Regions from separate parts of the Homo sapiens genome. Here region 1 is linked to region 2. A link is a loop called in an ENCODE intact Hi-C map of the cell type or tissue named here. Cell type or tissue: dorsolateral prefrontal cortex. All regions are shown on one strand. Links, peaks and the distances in the headings refer to the core of each region. The heading gives the core; the rest is flanking DNA.

Region 1 (5,448 bases), core at 214-2,713, 130 kb after region 2:
GCCCGCCGGCTTGCTCCGGGGGCTGCGCGGGCTGCTCGGACTCCTGCCCCGGGCCCTCGCTGCCGCCGCCCGGCCCTGGTTCTTCGGGCTCGGGCTCCGAGTCGGTCTGCCAGGTGGAGTCGCAGTCCTCCACGGTGGTGGGCTCGCGGAAGCTGACCCCGCCGAGCAGGTTGCCCATTGAAGAGGCGGCGGCGGGCGCGGGGCTGCGGGGCTGCGGGGCGCAAGCTGCGGCAGGCGCTCTAGGGCCCGGGCATGGCCGCGGCGAGGGCGCTGGGCGGCAGCCTAGGCGCGCCCGCCCCGCACTGCCTCAGCGCGGCGAGCGGCGGACAGGCACCCTCGCGGGGAGGAGCCGGCGGCCCCGGGACCGCCGCCGCGCGCGCCTGAACCCGCCCATCCGGCTCCTTCTCCTCCCCACAGGCGGGAGCTGCCGCCGCCCAGAGCCCCCAGGGGAGCCAACTGCGGCCCCCAGCCGAGCGCCACCGGCCCCAGGCCGCGCCTCCCTTCCACGTTTCTCCCCGGAACACCTGCCTTCACGCGGCCCCCGGCGGCCCCCGGAGTGGATTGGGGTCGGCTACTACCCTCGCCGCCCGGAGCCGGGGGACGCCCTCCCGGGGCATCTCCCAGCTGAGCGGGATGAGGGATCCCGCCCAGCTCCTGGAGCTGAGGACTGGCGTGGACGTGGTGTCGAAGAGGTGTCACCGTCAGCAGGCGGGTCCTGTCCACACCCCCTCCCCCTCTCCCTGGTCCAGGAGGAAGACACTTTAGCTGCAGCAGAGGACAAAAGCTGATGGTGCCGGGCACCATATAAACAGGAAATCCCAGCTGCCACAACTGTACTTAGGGCAGCCACCTAGAGTCCTTGTGGTCTAGAAAAAGTCAGAGCTATCAGTCACCTCATCTAATGAGCAATCGCTCGTGAAACAAAAGGAACAGTAACAACTGGACCATCACATTGATTTGCGGGTAACCTTACACCCACTACAAATTGGTGCTCCGTGTAGGCAAAAATCTCAGAATCAGTAGAACAGATGGGCTGTTTCTAATGGAAGAAGCCTCGGCCCTGTGGTCTGTTCTGCAAATGAAAGGAGGAGGGAGAACTGTGTTAGGGAAGTTCTTTCTTTTTTCTGTTCTGTTCTGTTCTGTTCTGTTCTGTTCTGTTCTGTTCTGTTCTGTTCTGTTCTGTTGTTCTGTTCTTTCTTTTCTTTCTTTTTGAGACAGAGTCTCCCTCTGTTGCCCAGGCTGCAGTGCAGAGGCGCGATCTCGGCTCACTGCAACCTCCGCCTCCTGGTTTCAAGCAATTCTCCTGCCTCAGCCTCCCAATAGCTGGGATTACAGGCATAAGCCTATAGAAGTACGTAAAGATAAGGTAGTATTATCAAATATGTGACCCAGAGAAAAGTGACTGTTGTAAAATGTGTCTTCTGGCTTTCTAACTAGAAGGGAAGCCTCTTTGCAGGCAGCCCCCGTCTGAAAGTGTGTCTGTATTTACAGTGCTGTCAACTTGGTGGATGCTCAGTAAACATTTGTTAAATATGGACTAAGAAAGATGAGCTAGATATTTGAAGATTAAACTGTTGAACTTGGAATGAATAGTTTCTTTTCAAATGTTTCATGATGAAGTAGGAAGCCAAATCATGTTAGATGGACTGTTTCTAAGGGAAGAATCAGGTAAACCAGCTGCCTATTCCATGGATAAATCAGGATTACCTAAGCTCTTCATGCACTGCAACAAGACATCTAGGCTGTAGCTCTGTCACTAATCAGTTTCTGACTTTAAGTAGGTCACATGAACCTAAACTTCCTCATTTGTAAAATGAAACCAGATCTCTGGGAGCCCTTCCAGCTCTGACCTTCTGTGATCCTATGACTGGGAAAAGCTCTGAAACTAATAAGAAATAGACACGGGGTGCACAAAAAGACTTTTGGGGCCGGGTGCGGTGGCTCACGCCTGTAATCCCAGAACTTTGGGAGGCCGAGGCGGGCAGATCACCTGAGGTCAGATGTTCAAGACCAGCCTGGCCAACATGACGAAACCTCATCTCCACAAAAAAATATAAAAATTAGCCTGGCTTGGTGGCGGGCGCCTGTAATCCCAGCTACTTGGGAGGCTGAGGCACGAGAATCACTTGAACGCGGGAGGTGGAGGTTGCAGTGAGCTGAGATCAGGCCACTGCACTCCAGCCTGGGCGACAGAGTGAGACTCCATTGCCCCCACCCCCCGCCAAAAAAAATACTTTTTGATTATAATGGCTTAGCAGAAGAAGATGTGGGGCAGCCACATACCACAGGAATCCAACTGCTCAAAGCTGGGAATTCGATTTTCCGTTGGTAGAAGACCGGAACACATTGCAGAAGTAGATATTGTCCATCCAGCCTTAAGTGTTCCGAGATTGTTGATGTGGAAAGTCTAAGGATAGTTGTTGTGTCCCAGGCGCTCCATCTGTTGGTTTAGGTGTATGTAGATTAAAGTTGGCCACATGTTCTTTGCTCTCTTCCCATTGAGAAGTAGTCTTATTCCTTACTCTTGAAGGAGCTGGCCTCAGTGACTTGCTTAACTATAGAATATGAAAGAAGTGATAGTCCAGGATTTTCTAAGTTAAGCCATAAGGAACCTTGCATTTTCCACTGGGTCTCTTGGAATATTCTCTCTGTTAGCCCCATGCTGCCATGTAAAAAGTTCAGCTAGCTTGAGACTGCCATACTCCTAGAAAGGCCACTTGTGTGTGGCCTCTGGTCATCCTCTGGTCATGGTACCAGCTGAGGCCTACCTTCCAGTATCCCCTGCTGGATTCCACGTTTTTGTTTTTTTTTTTTTATTGAATCCTCCAGACCAACCCATCCACCATCTGAATACCTTTCAGTGACCTCCATCGACCCTACTTGGAATAAAGGGACTACCCAGCAAAGCCCTGCTCAGATTTCTGACCCACAGAAGAGTGAAATGCAATAAAATGGCTGTTGCTTTAGGTCACTAAATTTTGTAGTAGTTTGTTATACATCAGTAGATGATGGAATGGTGAGAAGTATCTGTGTTTGTGCATATAAACATTTAAGTAACTACTGCAATTAAATCCTTCCCTTTTACACCACCTTTTGAAAAATGTGTCAATTTTTATAGGACCATAGATGATATGCCAGATTTTGCAATATATTTTCTAAAGAACATAATTTTACATGAAGCGTAACACCAACCTTATATAATATTTAATCAATTTTAAGTTTAGAGCAATAAGCACGACCACATTGTGCCCAATCTATGTGTTATTTTTACAAGTTAATGCTGAAGTTCTGTCATCCCAAGCTTCTATACACAGGAATTATCCTTCTCGAATACCTAAACTTTTTTCATTATCCCTGCCTTGCAGAGTATTTAACATTCCTGCATCAACAGTAAAGAAGGGTACCTTTGCTTCATATAAAAATCATCACTTAGCTCAGTGCCAGGCATCTATTAATTTATCAATATATGTTAGCTGTAATGATGATTCATTCAATATGTCTTTAAAGAACATATAATTCAACAGTAATATACACATGTATGGAACAAGGAGAAACTATTATCACAATGGACTATAATATAGTTTCTGACTCCCTGTAAATAGAATCTGCTCTAAATTAAGCAGATGCTATAGCCATGCTTCAATATAACTCTGTTTTCAACTTCGTTATGAAATCCTTTAAGGGTGAGGCCATTTTACAAAGGACAAAGAAACTGGTGCTTCAGGAACTAAACTTTTTTGGATGAAACCCAAATGTATCTGGCATATCTTGAATTGTCTTTTATAGTCAATCCTGTTTTAGGGACATTAACAAAGGTTTATTATTACATAATTTGAGAGTCTTTCAAATAAAAGGAAAGGGCAGATCAAGGGCCATTTTCCCCAACCTCAGGAGTTAACTCCTCAGTACCTCACAGGAACCTGAAATCTTTGGAGGAAAAAAAAATAGTATTATTTTAAAAATTAAAAATAATAAAGATGGCTCTCTAAAGAAACATCTGAAATTAGTAGTAACATGCTGTAATATTATTTTCCATTGACTGTAGCCAAGGGCCTCTGCTAGCACCCATGAGAACTTTGTGTTCTTGAGAATAAGACACCTTTGCTCCAGGGCTTAGTGAGCAGGGCCTGAACTGGAGTTCCCTCCCACCACCTTAACTGAACTCTTCATGCAGGACACAGCATGTACAACCTCACATAGAGTTCCTGACCAGACAAGACTTGCTGGAAATTTCCCAGGATCTTCCTTCCTTAAGGTAGGAGTTTATAATAGGTTATAATTTATGAAAACAAAATATTTTTTCCTCCTTCCTCCCTGCAAATATTCTATACTTTTTGTATGATTCTGAGATATCTTCTCCTGTATCCTTGCCAACCACTAACATCACCATAGCCCCTCTTACAAAAATCTTTCTTTCTTTTTGGACAATGCAATTGTGCAATTCAGTGTTTTTCTGCATGTTTCTTTTATCTTTCTAAGGCTTGTTGCAAAAATATCTCTGCTGTCCATTACCTCTTCCTTAATATTCTTTCTTCTTATTCTTCTCAAAGAAATGACCAGCAATTAAAGCAATTCCTGTATACCAAAAACAAAGCTTTCAAGGTTGTTTTAAATGGGATACAGAAATAAACACACATACGTCTAATTTCAACTAAACTGAACTTGTAGTAGCAAAGAGATTTCTGCATTTTTTTTTCTTTTGAGATGGAGTCTCGCTCTGTCACCCAGGCTGGAGTGCAATGGCTCAATCTCAGCTCACTGCAACCTCCGCCTCCTGGGTTCAAGTGATTCTCCTGCCTCAGCCTCCCAAGTATCTGAGACTACAGGCATGCGCCACCATGCCTGGCTAATTTTTGTATTTTTAGCAGAGACGGGGTTTTGCCATGTTGGCCAGGCTGGTCTTGAAACCCTGACCTCAGGTGATCCACACAGTTCGGCCTCCCAAAGTGCTGGGATTACAGGTGTGAGCCACCGCGCCCAGCCTGCATTTTTTATTATAGATATAAAGGGTCAAATATTTTACTATCAAATATTGGTAACAAATGAATTGAATTCCCTCACTGGCACCTAAACTGCTGCCAAGACTCTTCTGAACCCGTGTGGTCTTCCAAATCTTATATATCAAATGTATCAAAAAATAGCAGGATATGTTGTGTGTGTACTGCTGGGGTTGTTTATTTGTTTGTTCGTTCATTCATTTTTGTTATTCTCACTTAATTTTTTTCATCAGCATCCATCATGGGAAGCCACCTTGCCCTAGGGAGAGCTCCTGACCTAGGGTCAGGAATATATTAAGGAAGACAGCAATTAATACATTCAAAAATAATAATAATTACAAATTGTAAGTATAATGCAGGCAAAGTGAGATCATGGGGTTTTGGCTTTACTCTGGGAGTCAGAGAATTTCTCTGGGGAGGTGACATATAAGGGAAGAAATGAAAGACAGGA
Region 2 (9,319 bases), core at 2,604-5,103:
TGTTGTGATTCACAAAGGCATTTTTCTCTCATCCATGTAAGAAATAGAAAGAAAAACAGAGCTAATCGTTTTTCTCTTCTCTCTATATAGATATTATTTAATTATTCCTAAGAACATCATTTTCAGATTAATGAATTAGACTCGGTTATTTGTTGAGAAGTCACGTGGAACTCTGATTTGTCCAAGACAAGACATTCCGAAGCATTTCAACTATCAGAATCAAGAAGATATAAATCCAGTTATTCGTTATATTCACTGATGAAGCAATCTTAAGATGATAGCAAATTAAATGTAAAGATACAGAGAAAATAATATTATAGTCATATTACCACAGATCATGTGAGGCAACTTATAAAAGATGTATATGTATTTTTTTAATTACCTTTACCAATGTCTATGTCTATGTATTTTTTTAAAACCATCTTTATAAATCCTAAAACCGACCCCAAAGTCAATTTCTCTCATAAACATTTAAAAATGTGCTAAAACTGACAGCTCTCTAAAATAGCTTCAGCTCTTTTGTTCCATTTTGGACAACTGATGAGAAAATCGCTGATGAAAAACTGAAAATATCAGTTAGTGAATGAAACATCACCACAGTGAAATCACAAATATTACCCAGACAATCACTGAAATATTCATTTCCATGTAATAAATGGGTATGGACTTGTCGATTATCAGGAAATTACCACACACTGGTTTTGACTTAACTATACTTAGTAAATCATGCATATTCATATTGATAAATTCTTCCACAATTTTCACTCAGAAAATGAAATACATACAGTTAATTAACTGAAAATTACAACTGCTGGTTCAACTAAATTCAGCAAATTTTACATTCTAGTGTTACCATATGTACATTTGTTTGAAGTAGTAATTAAACTTCTGTACTAGACTCCATATTCTGGGAAAAAGTAAACATATTATGACACATGGAATCTAAAAATACACATTTATTTTCCTCTTTGACAAGTACAAAAGTGATAAGTGAATCTTCAATAAATGCCCCCAAAATTTAAAATTCAGTAATTGATTTATGGGTATAACTTTGACCCAGCCATTTACAACTTCCATCTAAAACTATATTAGCAGACATGGGATACGTTAACTTATTTTAAGCATATACATTGAAACTTGCTTAAGTTTTTAAACATTATGAACAGAGTATTAAACTGGACATTATGATACATCTTGTTTTTGAGGAATATACTAAGAGGAATACACTAAGAGTGAATAAAATTTCTCGAACGTTTTCCATCCAGAATTCTTTCCTCAGTATTCTTCTCTTCTAACATCCTCTTCATTAAAAAAGAGAAAGAAACCCTGAAAGTACTGCTTTGATCTAGAATGAACAGGCAGGAGTTTCATTCAGATCTATTTTGAGAGAAAACTGATGGGCTCAAAAATATACTTCAGTTGAAAAAATGTGCAGTCGAGGAAATATTAATGTTCTGATAATAAACAGAGAATAATAACACATTTAAGACTGTTCTGCACTTGGCACAGTATTTTACAGAAAGCAAAGTGCTTGACAAACACTATCTTGGAGGGATCTTACAGCACCCCAAGGAGGCAGGTAGAGCCAGGCGTATTGTTCTCTTGTAACAGAGTTAGTCATTAAGAGATTGGCTCAAGGTCAATCCAGAACCTGGATCTGTTGATAAAACTTTATTTCAGGGGTCATGTTATCCCCCGAACTTAATGTGGTAAGTCATGGTGAGTTTCAATCACGAAAGCAAGGAGGTAATATAGCCATATTTTTCTTGTTTGAGATCTCTCTCTTCTTTCCGTTCATTGTACAGATCACCCTTTAAAAAATGTATTTGGTCATCAAAATAATTTATAAAGAAGGAACATGCCACATGTGTACAAAAATTTTTAAATGCACAGTTTATTACCCGAAGAAATAAACTGACGTAACTATTTGAAGTACAAATAAGTGTAATTTTATTTTAAAAGATGCAAATATGTGTTGCCAAATACTGTTTTCGTCATGGTGTAGTCCACTTTCAGTAAACAACTCAATGAAGTTTATAAACTTCATATGAACAGTAACAAATGAGTCATCCTATTCAAATCAAATAAACAAATAACTAGTGTGCCTATTATTTGTAAGGTCCTGTGATCAAAAGGTACAGTCGTTTATAGCCAGTGCTTTACTCAAGTCCTTTCTTGATAGATAGATGGGTGGCAGATGGATAGAGATATCCTACATATCTATCATCTATCTCTACATTCTTCTTTTCCGGTATTTCATCCAACTTCCACTAAAGATAGTTTGTGTGACTTTATTATAGAAATAAAGTTCACAATAAAGATGATTTACATACAGAACTCTTATATTTTCATTCATGGAAAAAACCACAACATGGTGGTGCCAGTGACAGTCTGTGTTTTGGGGCAGGATAGAAACTAACCTGCTTCAGTTACCTGACATTCTAGCAAACTTATTAGGAACACAAACGCTCGGGTCTCTGAATGCACCAACCTGAGCGCCGGCTGATTAGGCATTGTAAAGCAGTGTTCTAAAAGGAAAGGCCTTCACTTAAACAGTGCTACAACGTGTTTGTTCAGCTTTCTTTCATACACAAACTTTTGCCAGAAAAGGCGTTTTAAGCCGAGGGTAAAGATTTTGTGCGTCCACCGTTCCCATCTTCAACTCTTTAGAATAATAGTCATTTAAGCACCGGACCTGTCTTCAGATTCTTACTTTGCGACACAGCTTTGGCCGGACTTGGCTTGATCTGGGCTCCAGGATCGGTCCCACCACCCGGGCTCGGAGCGGTTTGTTCCTAGTGGATCAGGGCGGGTGTGTTGCCGGAGTCGCCTTCTATTGGCTACACTCCCGGGGACTGGCTGGGCTTTCCGACACCTGATTGGGCGGAACAGCCCTCTGTACGCCGACATCATTGGAGGGCGCTGGAGCCAGGGGGCGGAGCGGGTTCCCCAGGATTCTTGACCGGGCGCGCTAGTCCGTCCGCTGAGCCGGGCGCGGGGCGCAAGAGCGGAGCTGCGCGAGCCGCTGCGGAGGGAAGGGCTCCTAGCCAATTGGGGTCTTTGAGGCGAATGCGAGGCTGGGGCCGGTTGCCTACCGGCCGCTTCTCGCCGAGGCAGTCCAGACTTTTCCCCCGGCGGTGCCCGCTCCAAGACAGCATCTGTCAACGCTCCTCTTCTCCCCTCCTCCTCCTGCCGGGCCGGGCTCCGCCGGCTGCGGCCGAGAGGACGCGGGACCCGGCGCGGTGAGCCCATCAGCTGTCAGGCGAGCGGCGAAGCGGCTGGAGGGCGGCGAGAGACACACAAAGAACGCGGTGGGCGGCGGCGGCGAAAGGGGACGGCAACTCCTCCCCGCGCCCGCCGGTGCCACCGCCGGCCGTGCTTGTTCCGAGGCCGCGCAGACAATGCGGCCGGGCTCGTCCCCGCGTGCCCCAGAGTGCGGAGCGCCCGCGCTCCCCCGACCCCAACTTGACCGTCTCCCGGCTCGCCCAGCCCCCTCCCGGGGTAGGGGCGCCCCCTCCCTCCGGTGGCCGGCGAAGGAAGTCGGTCCGCGGCCGCAGATCCCGGCAACTTGCGAACCGGGAAAAGTTTGCGGCGCCTCCGCGGGGCGGCGCGACGCGGCCCGCCCCTCGCGTCCGCGGTCATCGCGGGTGACTTTCTCGACTCGTCGTCAGCCGGGGCCGCAGCGCGGCCGGTGGGGACTGCGGGGCGGGCCGGAGTCCGTCCGAGGGCTCCCGCACCTCGGGCTGCGGGTGAGTCGGCTTTAGGCGCCGTGGGCTCAAGTGGTTTAGGGCACCTGGGCTTGGGAAGAAGTCGTGGAGAGAGCCTTTAATACTTTATGGAGCTGGCGGGGAGAACAAATAAAATTGCGGTAGCTTGAAGGGCACTGACATGCCACTGACTTGGGAACCGTATCCGTGGGAACTCTTCGGGTGCCGGCGCGACCAAGGGCCTGTGCGCGGCTGGGTGGGAGATGGAAAGGTTAGAAGGTCGCGGACTAGCCCTGCCTGCGACTGGCTCAGCTTGACCTTGGACCAGTGACTTTACCACTTAGATTTTTCTCGTGGGTAATATGTGGGGCCACAGCAACGTGGTCTATGCTGTCGTCCAGTTTTTAGACTACATCTCCGTTTTTGAGATTTTCCTAGGGCCTCAACACGGTGCGCGAGTTATCAAGCGATAGGCCAGGATATGTTTACATGCGCCTGGATTCACCTTTCAGCCTACTCAGAAGTAACTTTTAAGTCTGATGTTTTAAAACACTAACATTTAAAGGCTTTCCTTCACTATCCATTGCTTATTTTACGAACCTTAGGATTGTCGTATTTTGCTGCACCATTTGGAATCCTAGGGGCCAGGGTGGGGACAGAGAGCCAAGTCTGAGGGTGAAGTGGCAGGTGCCCCCGGGCGATCCCTGCCGGATCCAGTTGAGGGGGAGAACAAAGCATTTATTATGCATAAGAGAGAGTGAACAGGGCAGGTGTTTGTGTTTTTGTTTTCTGTATTATACTGAAAACTTTTTTTGGTTGGGGGGGTGCGGGCAGTGGAGGAGGGGACAAAGAAGAAAAAGAAATGTCAAAAAAGAGAGGAAAATGTCACTTATACCCAAAGTAAATCTTAAAACTAATGTAAGTCTTCCTTACAGGAACAGCAACACATAATGCAAGTACATCTTGATCTAATTTTAATGAAGGATTGAAAATAGCTACTGTGTTCAGTATTACTGACGCCAAGGCAGCTCACTTACATAATCTTCTTTGTTGAGATGTGTTAGTGGCATGTATAATTTTGATAAATAATTAATGTTAAAGGTTTAGTCCGGCAATGGTATTGAAATATTGTCGTCACAGATTGTATTGCAAGACAATGGTGTGTAAACTTTTGGTTATCATGATAACCTGCATTTTTTTCTCTAAACAGTAAAATCACACATTTTTCATAACCAAAATTCTCTTAAATAATGCATGTGTACTTTGTCAGTAGTGTATACAGGAGAAATTATTTTGTTCTGTAAATGACAAAGTCTTTCAGTTTTCTCACCATTTCATGAGAGTGAATTCTAGATTTCAGGTACTCCACTGGGCATTTTCTCTTCATGGAGCTTATAGCAACAAAAGTGTTTTACAAAAGTAAGTGCATAAGTATAGATACTCAACCAATATTTGCTGAATAAAATACTCAGATGACAATAATTAAAAGTCCATCTTGTTCATCCTTAAAGAGAATGATGATCATGCTTTAGTGGAGAGAATGAAAGTATCAAAGAAAGAACTGGCAGAAAAACAGAGCTTAGTTCCAGTATCTAGCCTAAATGTTTATGCTTTAAAACAGGTATACGCATTTGAAAAGAGACAAAGACAAGTGATAGGGTTTCTAGGAGAAAGATAGCAGTATTGATTTAACGTAGTACATTTTATGACCTAGTTTTGTTTGAAGAACACGAACGTTTGTAAAGGTATATTTCTTAAATAATCAGTAGCTGTTTGCATTGTGATTGGATGTCTAATTAAATGGCCTAATCGTAACCATAATATCTCACTTGAATGCTGTTTTTAAATTCATTTTTAAAATAGCTTGAAATAAACCAATTTAGTTACATGAAGGAAAGTATACCTTTTGAAATCAAAATCCACAGTGAGGAAAAATTATTGTCAGTGTATCACCAAATGTAAATTAAGCACTGGAAGTAGCATCTTGCCAAGAAGGTCTTCACTCTAGACAATCACTTTGTGTAGAAGAGGTATAATGTGGAATGTGGACTGCAGTGAGAGATGCCCTTATTCCTCTGAGGGTCTATTTGGTGACATCAGGAAAATACTAACGCCCCCCCACCACTTCACCATTTGTAAACCTGGCAACTTCTGGAAAGCCTAGTGGCCTTATTTCAAAGTAACCACTCAACCTAGAACTTAGCATTGATATTTGAACAGGCTATTTTTGTAGAATATGGGTTCTCCTCTGTGCAGATTTGCTGGCTGGGCTATCTTGTAAGAGATCACAGCAGTTTATCTCAGAGTGTAGTCCTTAGATCACCTGTGTCAGAATCACCTGTAGTGCTTACAAAACTTCAAAATCCTGGGCACATCCCACATTTACATAATCAGAATGTCTGTGAACAGAACCTAGAATTTCTGTTCATAAAACCCATTTATGCCTAGTGTTCCATTATTGGAATGCTGAGCTTGTGGGAGTTATTTATATCCTACGGCTCGAGGTCATTGCCAAGGTCTGATTTTTCGCAAAAAAATGTGCAACCTCTGGCATAAATGGGTTAATGAACTCCTTCAGAAGTGAGAGTTAATTACACTAAATTTTAAGAATTAGTGTTAGAGTTTTCTTGCCACAGTTGTAATGCTCATGTTGCTTTCTTCCAGGAACATTAAAATCTCCCCAGATGCTCACTGCTCTGATCATTTCCCCTACAGCACCAGACATGTTGGCATCATCTCTTAGTTGGGCCATGTGGCCAGGGAACCCTTCATGAAACCACCTCTGCAGGTAAATCAACATAGAATATACCACCTACAAGCAGAGTTAAGGCTGCTTTGGGACACAAGGCTCAAGAGACCACAGTTCACAGACCCCTCCTACTAGTGGGATACTCCCACCATCCTCCTTAACCTGTTGGTGATTTGTGGGAGTGGCAGTCCCAGCGTTCTGTTCAACTAGGGATATACCGTTTCAAGCAAATGATTGGAAATGGACCCTAAGGGACGGATGACCTGAGAGAGAACAGACAAGAATGGTGGATGGAGGGCTGTCCCTTCAACATCCTTCAAGCCTCAGATTTCAAAAACTTTAGTCCTAAAGCAGATAATTTGGCAAGCAAGTGTGGCTAAGCCCAGGCACCTCTGTTCTTGGTTGTCAAAACTTTAATCTACAAACTCATATAATGGCTCCTATAATCTCTATCTATAAATGCCCAACATGTGAGAATTTTCAAGCTTATCAGTTAAAAAAAGGTCGGGGGGCAGTGATTGTTTAGAAGAGAGGTTCAAAGCATAGGTTGAGGAGTCAACCAGTCCTGATTGCAATCCTAGTTTTGCCATTTACTGCTTGGGTGGCTTCAACCTACATCCTTGACTCTAAGTTTGTTTCCTTACTTGAAAAATGAGGATAATAGTACTGCCTCATAGGAGTTGTTTTGTAAATTATGTAAGATTATAAATTAAAACATCAGCTAATAAATCACACGGTATATATTTAATATATGTAGCTTTTAATTTATTATAATAACTTTTTCAAATTTCCTTTTTAGTCCTGGAGAGTTGCTGTAGAAGAAGGAAAAGAGAGGAAGACAACACAACACAGGAGGGGATAAGTACCTCTGGACACAATGGAAGTAGTAGTTGTTGAGCAGAGGGAAAGGGATAGGAGAAGGATGTGGACTGCAGTGCTGCAGTGCCAGGTAATAACTTTGATCATGTACCTCCTTGGCTCAGGTGCTGTCTCTTCTACTCTCCTCCTTACTTGTACTACCTTATTTAGCACTTAATTATATACTTTCTTGACTCACTTTGAGACACACTGATTATGTGGTCTGCCTCAAAGACAGAATCCTAGTTTTGGATTTTAGCATTACTGATCTATAGCCTTGCAGGGGCTTAAGGATGGCAGCTGTCTCTCTCCCTTGGGATCTAGCTTTTGCAAATATTGAAGGGAAGAGATTTCTTTGATCTTATAGGAATAGATCCACAGTTCCTCTCCAGATTTGCTTTTATAGAGAAGTGTGTGTCACCAAAACAATGGAGATACGGTCAGAGAGGCCCCTACCCCCAGAATTTTAATATAATTTTACTTTCTGGGGCATTTATTCTTGACAAATACTTTCTCTCCTATCAGCTCACTTGTTCCTCACAAAAACCCTATAAGATATTAATATTATTAAACAGACCCCTATGAAGCACCTCAAGTCTTTCTCTCTTCCCACTTCCATTCTTGCACACCTTTTGCTAGACTAGTCTCTGCGTTCATCACATCAGGTTTCTAAAATAAAAGTCCCCTAATAACTTTCTATTTGTTCTCTCATCATATTGAACCTTTTTTGCCTGGCTTATAAGGTGGCCTTAAAACCCCATTTTCCTCTAAACATTGTCTCTGTAGTTCAGGAATATGGCAGGCTCAACACTATGCTTGAGCCCATATTGCTTCCCTCATTAGTGATGCCTCCTCTCAGACCACCCAGATTCTACTCATTCTTCAATTTCCAGCTTCTCCTTGGAGCCTTCCCAGATCATTAGCTTCTTAAAAATCCCAGCTTTCTCTGAATTCTGATGGTAGCCCCCGTTATTTGGACAATTATGTCCTGGTCTTAAAGTCCTAATGGGAAAAAAAAGTACATGATGGACTTCATGTAGAGAAGAAAGCACTGGACTGAGTTTTAAGACAGCTGCTAAGGAGCTGTGTGAGCCAAACCAGGTTACTTTACCTCTCTGGATCTATATTTGCTGATCTGTTAAGTGGAGACAATTGGGTCAGATAATCTTGGTGGTCTTTGCTTATTCTGAGGTTCTTGGACAACTTGGCCTAGTTCACGTGGGATGGGATTGAAGATCTTACTGAGTTCTTGGATGGAAATGTCAGTAATGGGCACTTAGTGCCTTCAGGACTTGTTCTATACTATCCCAGAAATTTCTGATGCTAAACTTGGCAATTTTTAAATGTCATATTCCTTTTCTCCAAACTCTTTAACCACAAGAATTCAGGGAAGGTTATGGGGGGTGACTTAGTTATCTGGATAATACATATTGTGGACAATATAGCATTATCCTTGGGAATGATTTCATATTGTTGAATAAATAGGATCAACTTCTTGATAAACCTTAGTCCCAAGCATTTCATCTTCATTGGATAGTGTTACATAGTAATATATTTATGTTTTCTTTTAATCATTTCATAACTTGGAAAATACTAACATAGTCAAAACTCTAGGGTAGGTGATACATGAGTTTCTGTAGTAATCTGGTTGGAGACATGTTGTAATTCTGTATATATATGTACATTTATCCCATGCATGTTATGCCTAAACTAAGACGGATACCCCTGAATTAAGAGGTGCTGTTATACATTGACCAGGCTTAAGAATATCTCTTTAAAGTGTGTCGACATTTAATTGACCTTTGGAAGTTCATTCTGTTAATCATACTCAAAGTGCTAAAGCTATGGTTGACTGCTCTGGTGTTTTTATATTCATTCGTGCTTTAGCATATAAATTCTTCAGCATAATTGCTACTTATTTAGCAAGAGTTTCCTTTATTTGAAAATGTGAGTTGTGCTTGTATTTTTGTGTCTTTCTTTCTTTCTTTCTTTTTTTAAACTTTGC

What was found. Peaks named below come from ENCODE experiments on the same cell type or tissue, not always from the same donor. Only the 100,000 strongest peaks of a DNase experiment are listed, where the experiment ranks them.
Region 1: it touches region 2 in a loop (4-fold over the local background); 10 of 110 quality-filtered maps call a loop at or near these places.

Annotation. Positions count from the first base shown.
Region 1 is chr6:71,283,667-71,289,114 of GRCh38, reverse strand. It overlaps OGFRL1 (opioid growth factor receptor like 1), which reads right to left and starts at 304. Exons shown (of 7, transcript NM_024576.5): 1 at 1-304. The coding sequence starts at 178. LOC124901339 (a long non-coding RNA gene) reads left to right here. Exons shown (of 6, transcript XR_007059640.1): 4 at 4,175-4,255; 5 at 5,231-5,448. RefSeq lists a silencer at 1-651. In dorsolateral prefrontal cortex, for the core only: a CTCF peak has its summit at 1,323; DNase peaks (open chromatin) are centred at 484 and 724; H3K4me3 peaks cover 1,303 bases; H3K27ac peaks cover 2,500 bases.
Region 2 is chr6:71,414,496-71,423,814 of GRCh38, reverse strand. It overlaps LINC00472 (long intergenic non-protein coding RNA 472), which reads left to right and starts at 3,070. Exons shown (of 3, transcript NR_121614.1): 1 at 3,070-3,749; 2 at 6,423-6,495; 3 at 7,256-9,319. It overlaps LINC01626 (long intergenic non-protein coding RNA 1626), which reads right to left and starts at 2,788. Exons shown (of 8, transcript NR_121615.1): 1 at 2,714-2,788. In dorsolateral prefrontal cortex, for the core only: CTCF peaks have their summits at 2,690, 2,890 and 3,603; DNase peaks (open chromatin) are centred at 2,874, 3,514 and 3,984; H3K4me3 peaks cover 2,500 bases; H3K27ac peaks cover 2,500 bases.